2 separate regions of the Homo sapiens genome follow, and region 1 is linked to region 2. Evidence: chromatin contacts called from ENCODE Hi-C data. All regions are on one chromosome and are shown on one strand. The core of a region is the stretch at or near the end of the contact, and the rest is flanking DNA. Distances in the headings are between cores, read along the strand shown.

Region 1 (3,043 bases), core at 385-2,884, 4.4 Mb before region 2:
GAACAAAAACATCTGTAAGTAAGGTACCAGAAAAATAACTGTCCACACCCAAAAAGGCAAGGAGAGTAATTGAGCTTTCAAGGAGTGTGTCCATGTGGTTCCTTCAAGGGGCTCCTCAGGGTGCTGTTGAATGTGTTCCAAGGCCAGCCTGTTGTAAGTCTCACTGATTTCAAAAACATAGTAAAATGCTGCTGCACTGGCTAACAGATACAATCCCACTCCAATCCATCCCATCCGCTGACGGAAGTTCATCATTCTCCATGCTCTGTGCCTTCAAATTAAAAAAGAAAATACAATTAGGGTCTAGTAATGCTGTCACGGCAACTACTCCAAATGTACTTGCTTTATCTCCAAGAATTCTAGGCCGGGCGCGGTGGCTCGCGCCTGTAATCCCAGCACTTTGGGAGGCTGAGGCGGGTGGATCACGAGGTCAGGTGATAGAGACCATCCTGGCTAACATGGTGAAATCCCGTCTCTACTAAAAATACAAAAAAAATAGCCGGGCGTGGTGGCGGGCACCTGTAGTCCCAGCTACTCGGGAGGCTGAGGCAGGAGAATGGCGTGAACCCAGGAGGCAGAGCTTGCAGAGAGCCGAGATCACGCCACTGCACTCCAGCCTGGGCGACAGAGCGAGACTCTGTCTAATTAAAAAAAAAAAAAAAGAATTCTAAAATATCCCACTAACACACTTAAGATTTAAAATAATTAAATTAAACACCTATTAAGAAATGTAAAACTTACAGGTTGTTTTGTGTAATACTTACAATCAAGTAAAACAACACACACAAAAAAACAAAAAACCATTGATTTCAGTATATACTGAGTTCTGCTTTTTAACGGGAATCCCTCAGAATAAATCACTGCATCCTACTTAAACAGGTCCATAATACCCGCCCTCCAGAAACTGGAATTAAACTAGTTTCTCACAGCACATTTCACTTTGACAGGTGAAACACTTTCTGGCATAACAGTACTGCTTCAGACGTGAACGCGGGGTGCTACAAGTCAAGCCCCCAAGTTAAGACAGTAACTCCTAAGCACTTACAATGGTCCCGAAAATCTTCCTGTTCCCACGGCAAGCGTTAAAGAGTCACTCAGCTCTGAATAATCGGGTGGCTTTGGCATTTCAGAGAAAGCCAACATAAAATAAATCCCCTGGGTCACCCGGCTAGGAGAAAGGTGAGCGCCGCCAGCCTGGAGCACCAGCTACTAGTGATTAAGAACGGCGTGACTGCGGCGGGTCACGCGCGGCCCGGCCCCCGTCGCCGCCGCCGGAGACCCGCTCTGAGAACCTGACCCGGCAGGGAGGCGTCCCCGCCACTTGGGCCTCCGGGCGGCCGGCCCCGCCCCCTGCCGCGCTGCAGCGCCGGCACGCCGCGACCAAGGCTGCGCAGGCGGCGCCAGGCCCGGGCCTCGCCGCCTTGCAGCGCCGCGAGCCCAGCGCCCGTCAGCGGTCGCCGGCGGAGCCTGCTTGCAAAGCTGAGGTCCCGGATCTCACCTTCCTGTCCCGTGGTGGCCAGCCCGCCCGCCGTCCCGGATGCCGCCGCAGTCGGAGCTTCCGGCTCGGGCCGGAAGCGCGCGCGCCCCGCCCCCGAGGCCCGCCCCTCATGACGTCAGATCGCCCCCGCCCGCCGCGCAGCTTCCCCGAGCGAGACCAAAACAGGTGGAATCCGGGCTGGAGCCGGAGCTCCGGCGGCGCGGGTGGCGGCACGTCCCTCCAGGTGGGTGGCTCTCTGGGTCTGGCGACTCAGCGCTCCTCAGCCTTGCCCCCTGGTGCCCGCTCGCGACTGTCATCGCCCCATCACTTCTCGTTGCAGACAGTACCACAGGCACCTGGAGTACCGGCATCGGTCGCTGTGGCCCCCGAGTGTCCGTCAGAGCCTAGGGGAGCCTGCCCTCCCGCGCCTCGTCGGGGCCCGGCCAGGCACCTTGGCCGCCGGCGCACGGACGCGGGCACGAGCACTAGATCACGGTGAGTGGAAGCGGGCCCGACGCGGCCCTGCAGGCCCGACATCCGCCAGGCACCAGGGCTGGGAGGGGTGAGGGGCGCGCGCCGCAGTGCGGCTGCCCTGGCGTCGCCGCTGGGGGCAGGGCGCGCGGGGCTTGGGGCCTGCACGCTTGCCCTGGACGTTGGCACCTTTAGCTAACCTGTCTGCTCTGTCTTGCAGGCTGCTGGACCTCGGCACGTTGACAAGATTTCTCTGGGGTACCGCGGAGGATTACTTTGAATTTCGGTGGTCGCCTGTGGTCTGGCATATTTAGAACTTAAGTCTATTATTTCGGGCACCATGACTTTGAGGCTTTTAGAAGACTGGTGCAGGGGGATGGACATGAACCCTCGGAAAGCGCTATTGATTGCCGGCATCTCCCAGAGCTGCAGTGTGGCAGAAATCGAGGAGGCTCTGCAGGCTGGTTTAGCTCCCTTGGGGGAGTACAGACTGCTTGGAAGGATGTTCAGGAGGGATGAGAACAGGAAAGTAGCCTTAGTAGGGCTTACTGCGGAGACTAGTCACGCCCTGGTCCCTAAGGAGATACCGGGAAAAGGGGGTATCTGGAGAGTGATCTTTAAGCCCCCTGACCCAGATAATACATTTTTAAGCAGATTAAATGAATTTTTAGCGGGAGAGGGCATGACAGTGGGTGAGTTGAGCAGAGCTCTTGGACATGAAAATGGCTCCTTAGACCCAGAGCAGGGCATGATCCCGGAAATGTGGGCCCCTATGTTGGCACAGGCATTAGAGGCTCTTCAGCCTGCCCTGCAATGCTTGAAGTATAAAAAGCTGAGAGTGTTCTCGGGCAGGGAGTCTCCAGAACCAGGAGAAGAAGAATTTGGACGCTGGATGTTTCATACTACTCAGATGATAAAGGCGTGGCAGGTGCCAGATGTAGAGAAGAGAAGGCGATTGCTAGAGAGCCTTCGAGGCCCAGCACTTGATGTTATTCGTGTCCTCAAGATAAACAATCCTTTAATTACTGTCGATGAATGTCTGCAGGCTCTTGAGGAGGTATTTGGGGTTACAGATAATCCTAGGGAGTTGCAGGT
Region 2 (2,946 bases), core at 417-2,916:
TCTCACCAGGGGATTTCAAGGAACTCACTAGTGAATTAGAACATATTCTTATTAAAAAACAGAAAACGCCCTCCTGGTGACAAAGAGAAACTGTGTGTGCTTTTGCCCAGGGTACCCTACATGGGCCTTAGAGCCACTTCTCAGGCCTGATTTCTTTGTTTATTTGCAGCAGCTGCCAGAAAGCTATTCCTCTTTTTCAGATTCTGCCCAGAATGGAAACTCTTTCAGAGTTTACTTTTCATGACATCTATGTAAATTCCTTTCAGATGGCCTTTATTTCCTGCATGTAAACTGCTTGCAGATTAGAAGTCATAATCAAAGACGAAACGGTAATCCTGTCTCAAGTTAGTAACTGGCATCTTTGAGGAAGTAGACATTGGATAACATCTATTCCAATATATCTGTACCACACAGGAGTCAACCCCTTTTGGAGTCATATTTCTTGAAACGATGGTAGTTTATTTTAGCTTTTGTCAGATTTCTGTCTTGGTATTTCCTATGGAAATCAAACAGTAATTTTTAGACAATAAGGGTTCATATTGGTATATCCTGAATTAGTATTTTTTTGTTGTAAATCTTGTGGCCATCCTGAACTTAACACTTTTTAAATTGTGGATTTCCAATTATTTTTAGAGGTATTGATAAATCTTGTTCATATTCCTGTGAGAAGAGGACACAACTGAGTAGGAGGGGAAATGACATAGTCAGGAATTGATTGTTCCCAATACTTTTATTACAGGAGTTTTCTACAGGATCACAATTGAATTTATTTAATTAAGAGTAACTGTTGGTGATGTCCCAGTCATTTTTAAAAAAATCGAAGTACAATTTTTTTTTTTTTTGCTATTCGGAAATCAGATCTCACATGTCAGTTTACCATCTAAAGTCTACCTTCAGCTTTGCGGTCACTTAAGAAAACATACACTTAGGACCAGGAGCAGTGGATTGGGCCTGTAATCCCAGCGCTTTGGGAGGCCTGAGGCAGAAGAACTGCTGAAGGTCAGGAGGTGGAGACCAGCCTGGGCAACACAGCAAGACCCCCGCCTCTACAAAATAAACTTAAAAACAAAGCAAAACATTTGCCGGGCATAGTGGTACGCAACTGTACTCCTTACTACTCCGGAGACTGAGGCGGGAGGATCGCTGGAGCCCAGGAGTTGGAGGCTACAGTGAGCTGAGACTGCGCCACTCCACTCCAGCCTGGGCGACAGAGCGAGGCTCTGTTTCTAAAAATAATAATTTAAAAGCACATTTAGGAAGCTCGGCATCATTCCAATGTCTGGGTCCGAAAGCACTATAAGGCAGCAAGACACACAAGGTATCAAGCGTAAAAAAGAGAATTTAGCATCCCGGTGTGGATTTTCCCAGGCAAAAACGTGGCCTACGCTGGGTGCAGGGACCGTGCGGAACCGGCAGGTGCTTCCCGGTTGAGGACGCAAAGCAGCGGGAGCCCGGGGTCGCCGAGGGTCCGCCTGGGCTTAAGCAGCTCAACGAGGGAGGGCTCACCGGCCCGCGCACTTGCAGAGACGCGGTCCCAGCGACTCCGCAACTAGACCGTGGCCCCGCGAACTCCAGCCTCTTCTCGGCTCCGGGAGGGGCGGAGTGAGCGCGGGAGGGGGCGGGGCCACGCAAGGCCGCGCGCCCGCCGCTCGGCTCGGCTCGGCTCGGCTCGCTCGGTTTCGGGGTGCGCGGCGCGGGTCCGCCAGGCTGTGGCTACAAAGCCGCGGCGGGGCGCGAGCGCCGCAGGTGACCGGGGCTGGGAGCTGCGTGCGCGGGCGGCGGCTGAGGAGCTGGAGGCGGGCCCTCGCTCTCGGCCCAGGCGCTACGGGCTGAGGAGACTAGGCGAGCCGAGGCGGGCGAAGGGCTCTGGGCATCCACTTGACAGCCGGCGGCGCTCGCGGCCCTCAGCATGTTCCGCGAGGCGAGGGTTTTCCTCCCGCCTGTGGGCTGAGGCGGCGGCGGCCCCCGAAACGAGATGCACCTGACGGGCGCGGCTTAGAGGACGCGGCTGGCGGGAAGTCCCGGCAGCCAGCGGGAGGGCTTTCGTTGCCGGGCCGCCGCCGCCTCCCGTCGCCGCCGCGGGCCCGAGCGGGAGCGGCGGGTGGGCGCCCCGACATGGCGGCCCGGAGCGCCCCGAGCTGCCACCTGCGGCTCGAGTGGGTGTACGGCTACCGGGGCCACCAGTGCCGCAACAACCTCTACTACACTGCGGCCAAGGAGATCGTATACTTCGTGGCGGGGGTCGGCGTGGTGTACAGCCCGCGGGAGCACAGGCAGAAGTTCTACCGGGGCCACAGCGACGACATCATCAGGTACCGGGGAGCGGGGGCCGCCGCCGTCACCCTGCAAGCCGCTCCCGGAGTTTGCACCCGCGGGTTCCTCTGGACGCCGTGACCGCTCCTGCACGGAGCATCACCCCGAGGGGAATCCGCAGCTGTCTCTCTGGTCCCGAGTCCACCAGTTAACACCCTACAAATGCCTTTCCCCTCTTCCTCGTCTAGGGACTCTCTCTCGGGTCCGTGCAGGAAGATCAGGTCCGCGGATCCACCGGGCACCCGGTTTGACGGCTTTGTCCCCTTTCCCACTCCATCACAATTACGAAAACTGCGAAAAGGTTATTTTGGTGGCACTTTATTCCGTTAGATCCTGTGAGAAATTTCTTATTAAACGCATTCTTAAAGCACCCGGGGTGGGGGGAAACCCTTTACCTAATAAAGGACTGATGGAAGCACAGCAAGCGGTGGGCTGCTCCCGGGGAGCGCGCCCAGGGTGGCGTCCTGAAGGGCTCTCACCTCCTGGCCGTAATTATTAGTTCAGGTTTCACCGCCTGCTATAATCAGCAGAAACCCCAGGCAACCTCCAGGCAATTCACTGGATGTTAAAATGTGCACACCTGAAGGCAATTTAAGGTAGGTCTTATCTGAAGAGGCTGCTGAAAACTTCACT

What was found. Hi-C counts contacts between places; a loop is a spot of excess contacts on that map. Pooled maps may share reads with other maps.
Region 1: a map of CD8-positive, alpha-beta T cell shows a loop between it and region 2 (14-fold over the local background). The contact joins the promoter of MOAP1 here to the promoter of EML5 in region 2. A Hi-C loop is called at or near these places in 2 of 168 maps with a recorded cell type or tissue (CD4-positive, alpha-beta memory T cell and CD8-positive, alpha-beta T cell) and 5 of 50 pooled maps.

What each region holds. Positions count from the first base shown.
Region 1 is chr14:93,183,488-93,186,530 of GRCh38, reverse strand. MOAP1 (modulator of apoptosis 1) reads left to right here and starts at 1,634. Exons shown (of 3, transcript NM_022151.5): 1 at 1,634-1,721; 2 at 1,818-1,972; 3 at 2,169-3,043. The coding sequence starts at 2,289. It overlaps LYSET (lysosomal enzyme trafficking factor), which reads right to left and starts at 1,214. Exons shown (of 2, transcript NM_001098621.4): 1 at 1,046-1,214; 2 at 1-271. The coding sequence starts at 1,125.
Region 2 is chr14:88,791,673-88,794,618 of GRCh38, reverse strand. It overlaps EML5 (EMAP like 5), which reads left to right and starts at 1,666. Exons shown (of 44, transcript NM_183387.3): 1 at 1,666-2,312. The coding sequence starts at 2,116. RefSeq lists silencers at 1,526-1,885, 2,076-2,155.